Regions from separate parts of the Homo sapiens genome. Here region 1 is linked to region 2. A link is an interaction called in ENCODE POLR2A ChIA-PET data of the cell type or tissue named here. Cell type or tissue: PC-9. All regions are shown on one strand. Each heading gives the region's core, and the rest is flanking DNA. Links, peaks and the distances in the headings are about the cores only.

Region 1 (5,389 bases), core at 142-5,141, 400 kb after region 2:
CTGTGTATAATTTTTTTTTTTTTTTTGGGATGGAGTCTCGCTCTGTCGCCCAGACTGGAGTGCAGTGGTGGGATCTCGGCTCACTGCAAGCTCTGCCTCCTGGGTTCACGCCATTCTCCTGCCTCAGCCTCCCAAGTAGCTGGCACTACAAGCACCCGCCACCACACCTGGCTAATTTGTGCCTGTGTATAATTTTTACATAGTTAATTATACCATACTTTTTTCCAGTTAAGATATATCCAGAATGTATTACCATGTCTTTAAGTTTTCTTCAGAGATAGGTTCTTAACAGCCAAAGGATATTGTGTTGGATGGATGTCATTAACTGTTCCTTATTGTTGGACATTTTAGGTTATGTTCTCCCAGAAGCAATCCCTGAGCCAAGCATAAAGTGCAAGTGATTCATTAGGAAGTGCTCCCAGTTGAAATAGTAAGGGAAGGGGAGAAGTGGGAATTAGAAAGGGAAGAAACCAAGCAAGAAATACCAGGTGAAGTCCCACACTCAGAGCTCATGGGGAGCTCTGGAGAGTCAGTTAACAAGCAGACCAGTAGTCAATGGCTGTTAGTCCTCAGGGAGGGAGTGGTGTTTGTGAACTCTCAACCACTTAGGGCCAACCAAGAAAGTGGCCTTCAACTCCCACTAGTAATTGACCGAGGTAACAGGTATAAACCATTAGCAACAAAGCAGATAAAAACTAGGAGATAAGTGCACAAAGCTGGTAAAAGGTCACCCACAGTGTCCCCTCCATTGGAGATTTAATTTGCAATTATAATTGCTATTGCAATTATTTATTGCAGAGAATATTGCAATACTTTTGCTACTGAAAATAATAGTAAACATTTTTGGACCTGAATCTTTTTTATTATCACATTAGGATTGATTGATAGAAGGGGTATTACTGTTCCAATAGATAGATACATTATTAAGATTATTTATGCGTACTAGGGATTGCCTTTAAAAAAGATTTTTAAAAAATCAATTTACATTTCTAACACTTGACACTCATTTTTTAATTGGCAAGAATCCAGAGAGTGTTAGTTTCTCGTCTCTGAATTGGAGGCCCATAGGCATATCAGGGTTATTCTAAAGGATCAGAGAAATCATGTTCATGGCCCAGTTTTGATTATAGATTGATAAATAATATCTCAAAATATGATTTCTTAAAATGTATCTAGGTACTGATAAAAAGAATTTGGATTTTATTGACATGTTTAAGAATTCATGGTTGTATTTTATGTATTTTTACCAATACTAAAAACATGGTCATGAACTATGTGTAATATTTTTTATGTCTAAAAAAGGTACTTCCATGTCTCTTGCTGAAGAGAGAAATTAAAAAGGTACTTCCTTGTTTTTAAAGATTGAGAACCATTGGTCAATGTCACTATAATGTCTTGGGTCACCTCTTGGTTGCTGGATTAGGAAATCAGCCATTTGGACCATTACGTCTTAAAGACATATCAAAAAGAAAAGTCTATAGGACTTGATACATAGGTAAACCAGATTTAATGATCTGAGTCAGCAGACCGAAAAACATATCTCAGCACTATTAAAGGTTTTCTGGGACATACTCACCCCTCCCCCTCCATTCCCACAGTAATGGACCCCTCAGTTCTCTTACAGAGACGGCAAAACGCACCAGCATTGTCTTAATTTATTTCTGAGTCTTAAATAGTCTAAGGAAGTTATAAAGATACAGACAAGGCTTTATCAAGGTAGCAGTGTTTGACTGTTTTCTTAGCTTGATCCTTGAGACTTTCTAAATGGTTGCTGAAATACAAATCAGAGTATTTCAGGTCTTGAGCATTGAAGAGGACCAGAAGAAGAGAGCCAGCATTTACTGAACACTTGCTCTGAGCCAGGTATTAGGCTGGTTACTATGTCTTTCAGTTTGCACCTATTGAATTTCCATGGCCACCCTTGAGATATGATTTCTAATATGGCAGAGGACAAAGCTAAGACGGATGAAGATTGTGACTTGCCTTGGATCTCTTGGTTAATGGGTAGTAGGATTGGAATTTGAACTTTAGGTGAATTTTCCCGGAAACTTAGAGGAAAATAGAATGAATATCCTGTAATCTTGAATTTTAAAAGACAGACTGCTAACAAAGCTCTAATCCCCTCCTTCCCCCTAGCCTTTTCCCATCAACCCAAAGAGATTTCAGAATGGATAATATATGGATAAAAGGCACTTGATGTCAGAGTGTACTTTATAATAAAATATGTGTCTTTTCATTGAAGGGACCATTTGGATGTTGCTGCCATACTTTTCAGCGGCTGAAAAGGTATTTCCTAAACATTTTTAGGTTCCTTTTTGGCCAAATTAATTAGTGTCATAGAATGAGCATACACTTTGAAGGCAGACAAAAATTTAAGAAAAAATTCAGATGTCTCTAAGTCTTTCTCCACTAACCTGAAAAACACATTTTAAAACTACCAAGCTGCTGTCCCCTTGATAAGTTGGCATTTCCTGTTTGTTCTCTAAATTTTAAAGATGCTGAGTCATTTTGCTAGTACTTAGTACACTTCCCAAGGATAACCAAGATGTACTTTAGTTTGCTTGTTCACCTGATTTGGTATCATAAGAAAATGTGGTAGATGTTTGGAAAATGAATACAGGTCTTGGTGGACATTATTTCAGTAATGCTTATACAGATTTGAGAGACAGAGACCATATGTGAGGCTTAACCCCGATTACTTGTACATTAACAATTACTGTCATCTTACAGAGACAGCCTTAATCTCCATGGCTCACCTCCTGAAGAGTTTCTAGAATGCCTCTTGCCAAACACCGTTGAGTGTTGGCAAAGTACTGATGAGAAATGTTTGGTCTGAATGCTGGACAGCACGATTTTACTTAAGGCCATTCAGAAGTCTCAGTTTGGCAGCCACAAACCTTGCCTGTACATTTGTTTTGTTGTTGTTTTTTTTTTGAGACAGAGTCTCACTCTGTCACCTGGGCTGGAGTGCAGTAGCACAATCTCGGCTCACTGCAGCCTCCACCTCCTGGGTTCAAGCGATTCCCACACCTCAGCCTCTGGAGTAGCTGGGATTATAGGCATGTGCTACCACACCCAGCTGATTTTTGTATTTCTAATAGAGACAGGGTTAAGCCATGTTGGCCAGGCTGGTTTCGAACTCCTGGCCTCAAGCACTCTGCCCACCTCGGCCTTCCAAAGTGCTGGGGTTACGGGCTTGAGCCACCGTGCCCGGCCTGTACATTTATTTCTTTGGGAAGCCCTGGCAGGAAAAGCTGTTGAGAGATGTCATGATTCGGACAAAACATACCTGCTGTTTTTCTCTACCTGCTGTAGCCCCTGTAGATTAATAAGGGGCCTTAGGTTCCAAGAACCAGGATCCTAGCAACACAGAGACTAGAAGGATGGCGAGACTTTCCCAGTGCCTGAGAAGGTGTCAGCTTTCACTGAGGGGCGGGGAGGGGAGAGGCTGAGATAAATCCGGGGACTCACCTTGCCGTGCTGTGTGTCGGTTGTTTGTCGCTGGCATCTGCACTGTTAGGATTCCATTTTTAGGCTGGGCTTGATTCAGGAGGCTCGCTGCTGTCACACGAGGGCAATCCACTTTGATTCTCCCAGCCCAGCTTTTAATGCCCAGCAGACTCCTTTATCTTGTCATCATCCAGCGAGCCTCCCTCGGTCTAGATGGCCATGGGAGGCAAACCCGTTCAGTGTCAGCAGCTGGTCTTTCATAATTTGATTTTCCAGTGATGTTTGAGCCATCGGTGTGAAACAGTCACCAGTCTGGCTCTCATAATTTGAATTTCAGTATTTGGATATATTCCAGAGAGTGGTGTAAATGGACTTTGGATTTTCCTTATCACTGTTGCTCAGCATTTCCACAGTTTAAAACATTTAGGGTTTATTAGATAAGGGTGCTCAGTGCTACTGTTTCTCACTAAAAGGAACCAGAGCTCCCTGGAGAAGTGGCTGATTCCATCTGGAACAGAAGATGTATAAAATGAGCCTAAACATCTAGTCAAACCGGAAAGCAAGGAGGCTAACAAGACTGTAGGGTTGTATCAGAAGGTTTAAGAACGAGTGTGAAGAGGCTCATTTTGAGCACCAATAAGAATAAATTTGCAGTGGATCGAGACCCTTAAAGTATGTTGAAAAACACGAGTTTATAGTGATACAGAAAATAGAACCCTCTGGTCAATCAACCTATTTTGAATTATTTTGAAAACTGTTGGATATGGGAAATGAATGAAGAATTTGTCCTGCCCTTGTAACACAAAATAAACCTCAGGGCAACCAAGTAGTTGATTATGGAAAACTTCTTTTTATATAAATATTCTAATTAATAAGTGAGGGAGGAAAGTTAGAATTATAACAGCACCCACATTTGGTAACTCTTAATAAAACAGTGCACTTAGGCGGTCATCATAAGTAGCTTGCTAACACCACAAAAAGAGACAGTCAGCTACCGTCTACTGATTTCACCACCCTCTACGGCACCTCTACAAAATATTCTTACAAAAAGAGAAAATTGACTTGAATCTGATCAGTCCCTACAGCTGGGGTCAGCAGGCTTTTCACGTAGAGGGCCACATAATAACTGTTTTTGGCTTTGCAGGCTATACCGTCTCTCTTGCAGCCGGGCACCTCTGCTCAGCTCCCTATCATAGCACAGATGCAGCCATAAACAAAGAAAAAAGCGTGGCCAGATCTGGCCCATGGGCCGTAGCTTGCAGACCCCTGCTCTAGCTCTAACAGTTTACAGGAAGGACAGAAGACAGAGAAACTTGTTGAACAGCATGACATTAATGCAGTTAGCAAAATCTACCCTGGGGAAACTCTACAGGGCAAATAACCTGTTTTTTTCAACAGAAAAAATTCCAAGGTTAAAAATGAAGCAACTAGTGGAAGATGAAACAAACAAACAACCAAAAAAACAAAGGCAAGAGGTGTAACCAGTTGCAATGTATGGAGCTTACTTAGATCGTAATTCAAATATACTATAAAAAATGCGAACATGGACTAGATATTTGACATGTTAAGGAGTTATTTTGCGGTGTGATAATGATGTCATGGATATCTATTTTAAATCCTTAGGCTGAGTCTATATGTTGAAATTATTTTGAATGATATTATATGATGTCTGCAGTTAACTCCAAAATCATCTTTGATTTGAGTAGAAATAAACCAAGCCGTGAGTTAATAATTGTTTTTTCTGGATGTTGAGTATGGGGGGGAGTATTAAATATTTGCATATGTTTGATATTTCCCATGATATAATGTTTTTAAAAATATATGTATGTTTTATAAAACATGATCACTTTAAACCTTTTATAGAGAATGAGAGAGCATGGAGAACTTTTCCTTCATTAGACGCTTCTGTGTCCTCCCAAAATAGGTGTGCACCATCCAG
Region 2 (5,389 bases), core at 221-5,220:
AATCACTTGAACCCAGGAGGCAGAGGTTGTAGTGAGCTGAGATCATGCCACTGAACTCCAGCCTGGGTGACAGAGGGAGACTCCATCCCTCCCGTCCCCCCGCAAAAAAGTCCCTGTTCTTAATCTTCAAGTAAGACTTTGCTGAACAGATAATTTCTATCCTATAGGCTTTAGATTTCCCTTATATAGAAACTACTCAGCTTTCTACTTAAGAACAATAAATCCAAATGCATTTATGTTAAAATGTGTGTTCTCATAAAGTCGCTCAGAACTGGTTGGATTAAAAATATGGAGCAAGCACATACAGTAGTACCAAATGAAATCACTGAAATTCAGTACACACATTGCCTACGCTAAAGAAAGGAAAGCATTGTCGGGCACAGATCCTGTGCCAGGGACATGCAAGCTCATTATCTCACTAATCGCCACGAGCTGGCTGGCCTGTTTTGGGAATGAGCAAAGCCACTTGGCCTTGTGCATAACACAGCGAGGATTCCAGCTCGGGTCCTCTTCCCACCCAGACCAGTTCTCTTCCCACTGTTCAAACTCAGCTTTTAAAGTTGTGTATTTGAGCAATATTATTGTTTATATTTAGACTGTGTGTAATTCAAGAGCTGCCCCCATTTTTCTCATGTATTATCCCACAAAATAGATACCACAGATAACTTTAGAAAGCTTTTCAAAATGATTCATATTTGGAGGAAAACTCAGCCACAAGATATTTGTACCAGGCAGCCATAGAAACCACAGTCTCAGTTTGTGTCTTATAAAAATTCTGTAATGAAGCTGAATAGACCAAAATTCCTGTTTCAGGCTTTAAAAATGGATTGGTTATTAATGTGAATGGTTATTTCCTCCTCTTCTATTTTCGCTGTCTGGTCGGCACAGCCGTGGCCTTTTCAAGCAGCTGGGATATAAATATAAAGTGGGAATGGAGGCCCATTAGGAGTAGAAGAACAGCTGACGGAGCAGAGCAAAGCGCCGGGCTCTGCAGGGCCAACCGACCCGTCCAGGCACGCTAGTTTCGGTTGGATTGACTAGTCAGCTTTATGTGGAACAGGCTTTAATGATTTACAGGTTGGCATAAGAAGCCTTGTTTCTTTCCATGAGACGGTCCATCTCTATTTGTAATCTACGTGGTAATTAAAGCCAGACTTTTTGACGGAGCATCATCTTTGGCAAATAGTGAGGTGTGGTATTAGCCCCTTTCTAGCTTATTTTTAAAGGTGCACCTTAAGTGTTTAAAAATTGTCTATGGTTTGAAGTCAGTTGGCGTCATCCTTACCAATTTATAGATGTGTCGCTTCATAAATGCAAGTCCTTAATTTGGAAAGGCACTTGTCTAAAAGCAAAGTGAACATTTATAACAACATTTGTAATTTCTCTTGCAAACCCTTGGAAGGATTTTTGTTTTTGTTATTTTGTTTTGTTTGTTTCAGGAGGGATCATTTCTTAAACTTCTCATGAGGGAGGATTGCTGTTGCTGATTAATGATGGTTGACTTACGACTCAAACTGTGGACAAAGAGCTAACATTTTTCTATCAGGGGACTAGAGGTCATGTAATGCATCAAGTAGAAAATTCACCATATATATTCAGCTCCCACCTTACGGCTGCACACATTTGTGAAGTGCCCACTAGGTGCCAGGCATTGTGCCAATGGTTGGTTGTATAGATATGATCTTAGCCCTCCAGGAGCACACAGCTATTTTTCCCAGTTCAGTGAATCCCATTTTTTTTGGTAAAATTTAAAAAAAGGATATATTTTTTAATATATATTCATTCTTTTTTCTACTACAATAATTAGAGATTCTTTTGCCATTACATAGCTAGATGTCATATGATGAAAACTTCTATTCTCCCGTTTTCCACTTGTTTCTCAGTTTTCTCATCTGTAAAATGGGCATAATGATAGTACTTACCTCATAAAGTTGTGGTGAGGATTAAATTAATTAGTATATATCAGTGTTTAAAACAATACCTGGTACAAAGTTAAGTGTTCAATAAGTACTAGCAACTATTCTCATTGTCTGTCCAGTAATTATCTGGATTTGCTGCTTCTCTGGGTTACTGGGAGCATTCTGAATCACATGGCATTTTTCCAGAGGCTCCTCCAACAAAAGCCTTCTTGCCAATACCCTAGCCAAACTTGTTCTTGAAGAAATTCCTATCTTAGCACATGGTACCGTCAGTTACATAAACCAGCCCTTCATTCCACCAGGCTCCCACCTGCCACAGGGCATTTGCATAGGCCGATTTTGGCCCACTTCTCCCAGTTAACTCCTGCTCCTCTTCAAAGATCACAGCTTAAGCTTCTTCTGCTAAGATGGTCTCTGACCTCCATGAATAGGTCAAATCCTGTGTAACTTGTCTAGCATTTGCTACAGGTGCCATGTTACTTTAAGGATTGTCGAAGTATTTGATTAATATCTGACTTTCCCACCAGAATATAAGCACCATGAGAGCCAGGGCTGTATCAATTTTTGTTAATCATGATATCTGCTGCATCTAGCCCAGTTCCTGAACTACACAGCAGTTGTTAAGAAACATTAGAACTGGGATTCGAAGGCTATAGTTCATGTGTTATTCAAATTGGTTCATGCATTATTTATTATTTAATTACACATCTAATACATGGTGTTTATTAGATGTGTAATTTATCTGTGATAATAATGCAGAAATATAGGAAGTAAGAAATGAACCTGCTCTTGGACCCTGTGATTTTATCTCCCAGAGGTATTTACTATTGATATACTATGAATACAAGTTTGGCTGATATTCTTCCAGACTTTTTTTCTATGTTTACCAATCATACACACATATACATATGCACATATATAGTTCTTATAGGAAAAAGAATCATATCCTATACGTGCTTTTGTTTCAACACTGTGATGAACCCATCTTTTGAGGTGTGTGCGTAACAAAGAGGTCTAAAAGATCATACAATGAGTACTTCTGTACTTACTACCCAGCTTAATAAAGAAGTATTATCAATGCACTTATCTTATTCCCCTACACACACCTGAGGCAACCCTCAACTTGAATTTGCTGTTTCTCATCCCCAGGATTTTCTCTATTCTTTGATTACTGAGGTTTATATCTATAATCATTGGAGAGTTTTTTCATATTTCCAAATTTTATATCAATGGTATAATTCTGTATGCACTTTCTGCAACTTGCTTATTTCACTCAACATTATGTTTGCAAGTTTCATTCGAAATAAAATGGGGAGCATTTATTTTCCTTAACATAAATACGTTACTGTAAGAATATAATATAATTGATGATCTATTCTTCTACTGGGGTACATTAATTTTTTAATTTTTTAATTTTAATTTTTTTTTTGAGACAGAATCTCACTCTGTGGCCCAGGCTTGAGTGCAGTGGCATGATCATAACTCAATGTATCCTTGACCTCCTGGGCCTGGGCTCAGGTGATTCTCCCACCTCAGTCTCCCGGGTAGCTGGGACTACAGGCACGCACCACCATACCCGGCTAATTTTTTGTATTTTTTTTTGTAGAGGCAGGGTTTTGCCTTGTTGTCCAGGCTGGTCTCAAACTCCTGGGCTCAAGTGAGCCACTTGCCCTGACCTGCCAAAGTGCTGGGATTACAGATGTGAGCCACTGTGCCTTGTCTAGTATGCCTTTAGAGAGTCCTCTCACCTCACCCCTGCCTCTTTGGTTTTTTTTTTTTTTTTTTGGTATTTCAATAAATGCAGCTACAAACAGTCTTGAATCTGTCTTCCTTTGTGCATTTGCAGAGGATTTCTTCAGAGATTATACCTGGGAGGGCACGCGCTGAGGTACAGGTTATGTAAATCTTCAACCTTATTAGCTGTTGCCAGATCTAGTTCTGTTGAGTCTGAGAACACATCACTCCAAAATATGACTTAGGAGACCAGAATATGCCACCCCAAAATATACTTCTTTGGCATATTTTGAGCTGGTTATTCTGAGAAACTGCAGACACAGGAGTAGCTCAGAAAAGCTGTCCTATGGAAGAAATTTACATCTATTAAGGAAGTCTCTCTAGGTAAAAGTATCTGTATCAGGAAGAGGGCTGCTTGGAGACAGCTTTTATCACTTGGGAGACTTTTAATTAATTAATTTATTTGAAAAATGGATACATAATAATTATATGCATTTATGGGGTACACATGATATTTTGATACATGCATAAAATGTGTAATGATCAAATCAGGGTAATTGGGATAGCCATCACCTCAAACATTTATCATTTCTTTGTATTGAGAACATTCCAAATATTCTCTTCTAGCTATTTTGAAATATACAATAAGTTATTGTTAACCGTAGGGCATAGCAAGACAATCTTTATTCACCAGACATTTCCTCCTCTCACCCTCCCATAACTTGTGTCTTCACCACTACCCAGATGCACCAAGCTTCTGTTCCTTTCTGTAGCTCACAATGCTATAGAAGCTTTAATTATCTGAAAGTCTCATACCCTTCTTTGAGCCTCATATTTTGTGGGACTTCCATGTACACGTACATAATTAAATATGGTTTTTCTTCTGTTAATCTATCTTATGTCAATTTAACTTATAGCCTAGCCAAATAACCTATAAGGGTAGAGGGAAGTCATTTTTCATTTTCCTACATCTCCAAAGTTTGTTCTTTCTTTTCTTTCTTTCTTTTTTTTTTTTTTTAGAGATGGGGTCTAATTCTGTTGCCCAGATTGAAGTGCAGTGGTGCAATCATGGCTCCCTGCAGTGTCAACCTCCTGGGCTCAAGTGATCCTCACACCTCAGTCTCCCAAGTAGCTAGGACCACAGGTGTGTTCCACCATATCTGGCTAATTTAAAATCAAAAAAATTTTTTTTTGAAGAGACAGGGGTCTCATCATGTTGCCCAGGCTGTTCTCGAGTTCTTAGGCTCAAGCAGTCCTCCCGCTTTGGCCTCTCAACTTGCTGGGATCATAGGCAGGAGCCACCGTGCCCAGCCTCTTTCAGTGGTTTTGTTGTTGTTTTTTTGAGATGGAGTCTTGCTCTGTCGCCCAGGCTGGAGTGCAGTGGTGTGATCTCGACTCACTACAACCTCTGCCTTCTGGGTTCAAGCAATTCTCCTTTCTCAGCCTCCCGAGTAGCTGGGATTACAGGCGCCCACCACCTTGCCCAGCTAATTTTTGCATTTTTAGTGGAGATGGGGTTTCACCATGTAGGCCAGGCTGGTCTCGAACTCCTGACCTCAGGTGATCCGCCTGCCTTGGCCTCCCAAAGTGCTGGGATTACAGGCGTGAGCCACTGCACCTTGCCGCTTTTGTTGTTGTTGTTTTTACAGCTGCATAGTATTTCATTAAAATGATGTACACTACTTTATTCCCTATGGCACTTACCGGATTTTATTTGAGGAGTTAAAACAATGTGA

Evidence for each region. Peaks named below come from ENCODE experiments on the same cell type or tissue, not always from the same donor. Only the 100,000 strongest peaks of a DNase experiment are listed, where the experiment ranks them.
Region 1: POLR2A ChIA-PET joins it to region 2 with 5 read pairs; 2 of 35 experiments call an interaction of 5 or more read pairs at or near these places.

What each region holds. Positions count from the first base shown.
Region 1 is chr2:224,007,240-224,012,628 of GRCh38, reverse strand. The region is part of intron 1 of SERPINE2 (serpin family E member 2); the gene reads left to right. LOC124907990 (a long non-coding RNA gene) reads right to left here and starts at 3,752. Exons shown (of 2, transcript XR_007088102.1): 1 at 3,472-3,752. RefSeq lists enhancers at 2,632-3,207, 2,132-3,331. In PC-9, for the core only: no CTCF peak of the experiment used is centred there; a DNase peak (open chromatin) is centred at 2,478; H3K27ac peaks cover 1,476 bases.
Region 2 is chr2:224,407,872-224,413,260 of GRCh38, reverse strand. No RefSeq gene overlaps it. Among named protein-coding and RNA genes, the nearest start is that of FAM124B, 8.5 kb to the right of the region's middle. In PC-9, for the core only: no CTCF peak of the experiment used is centred there; a DNase peak (open chromatin) is centred at 2,168.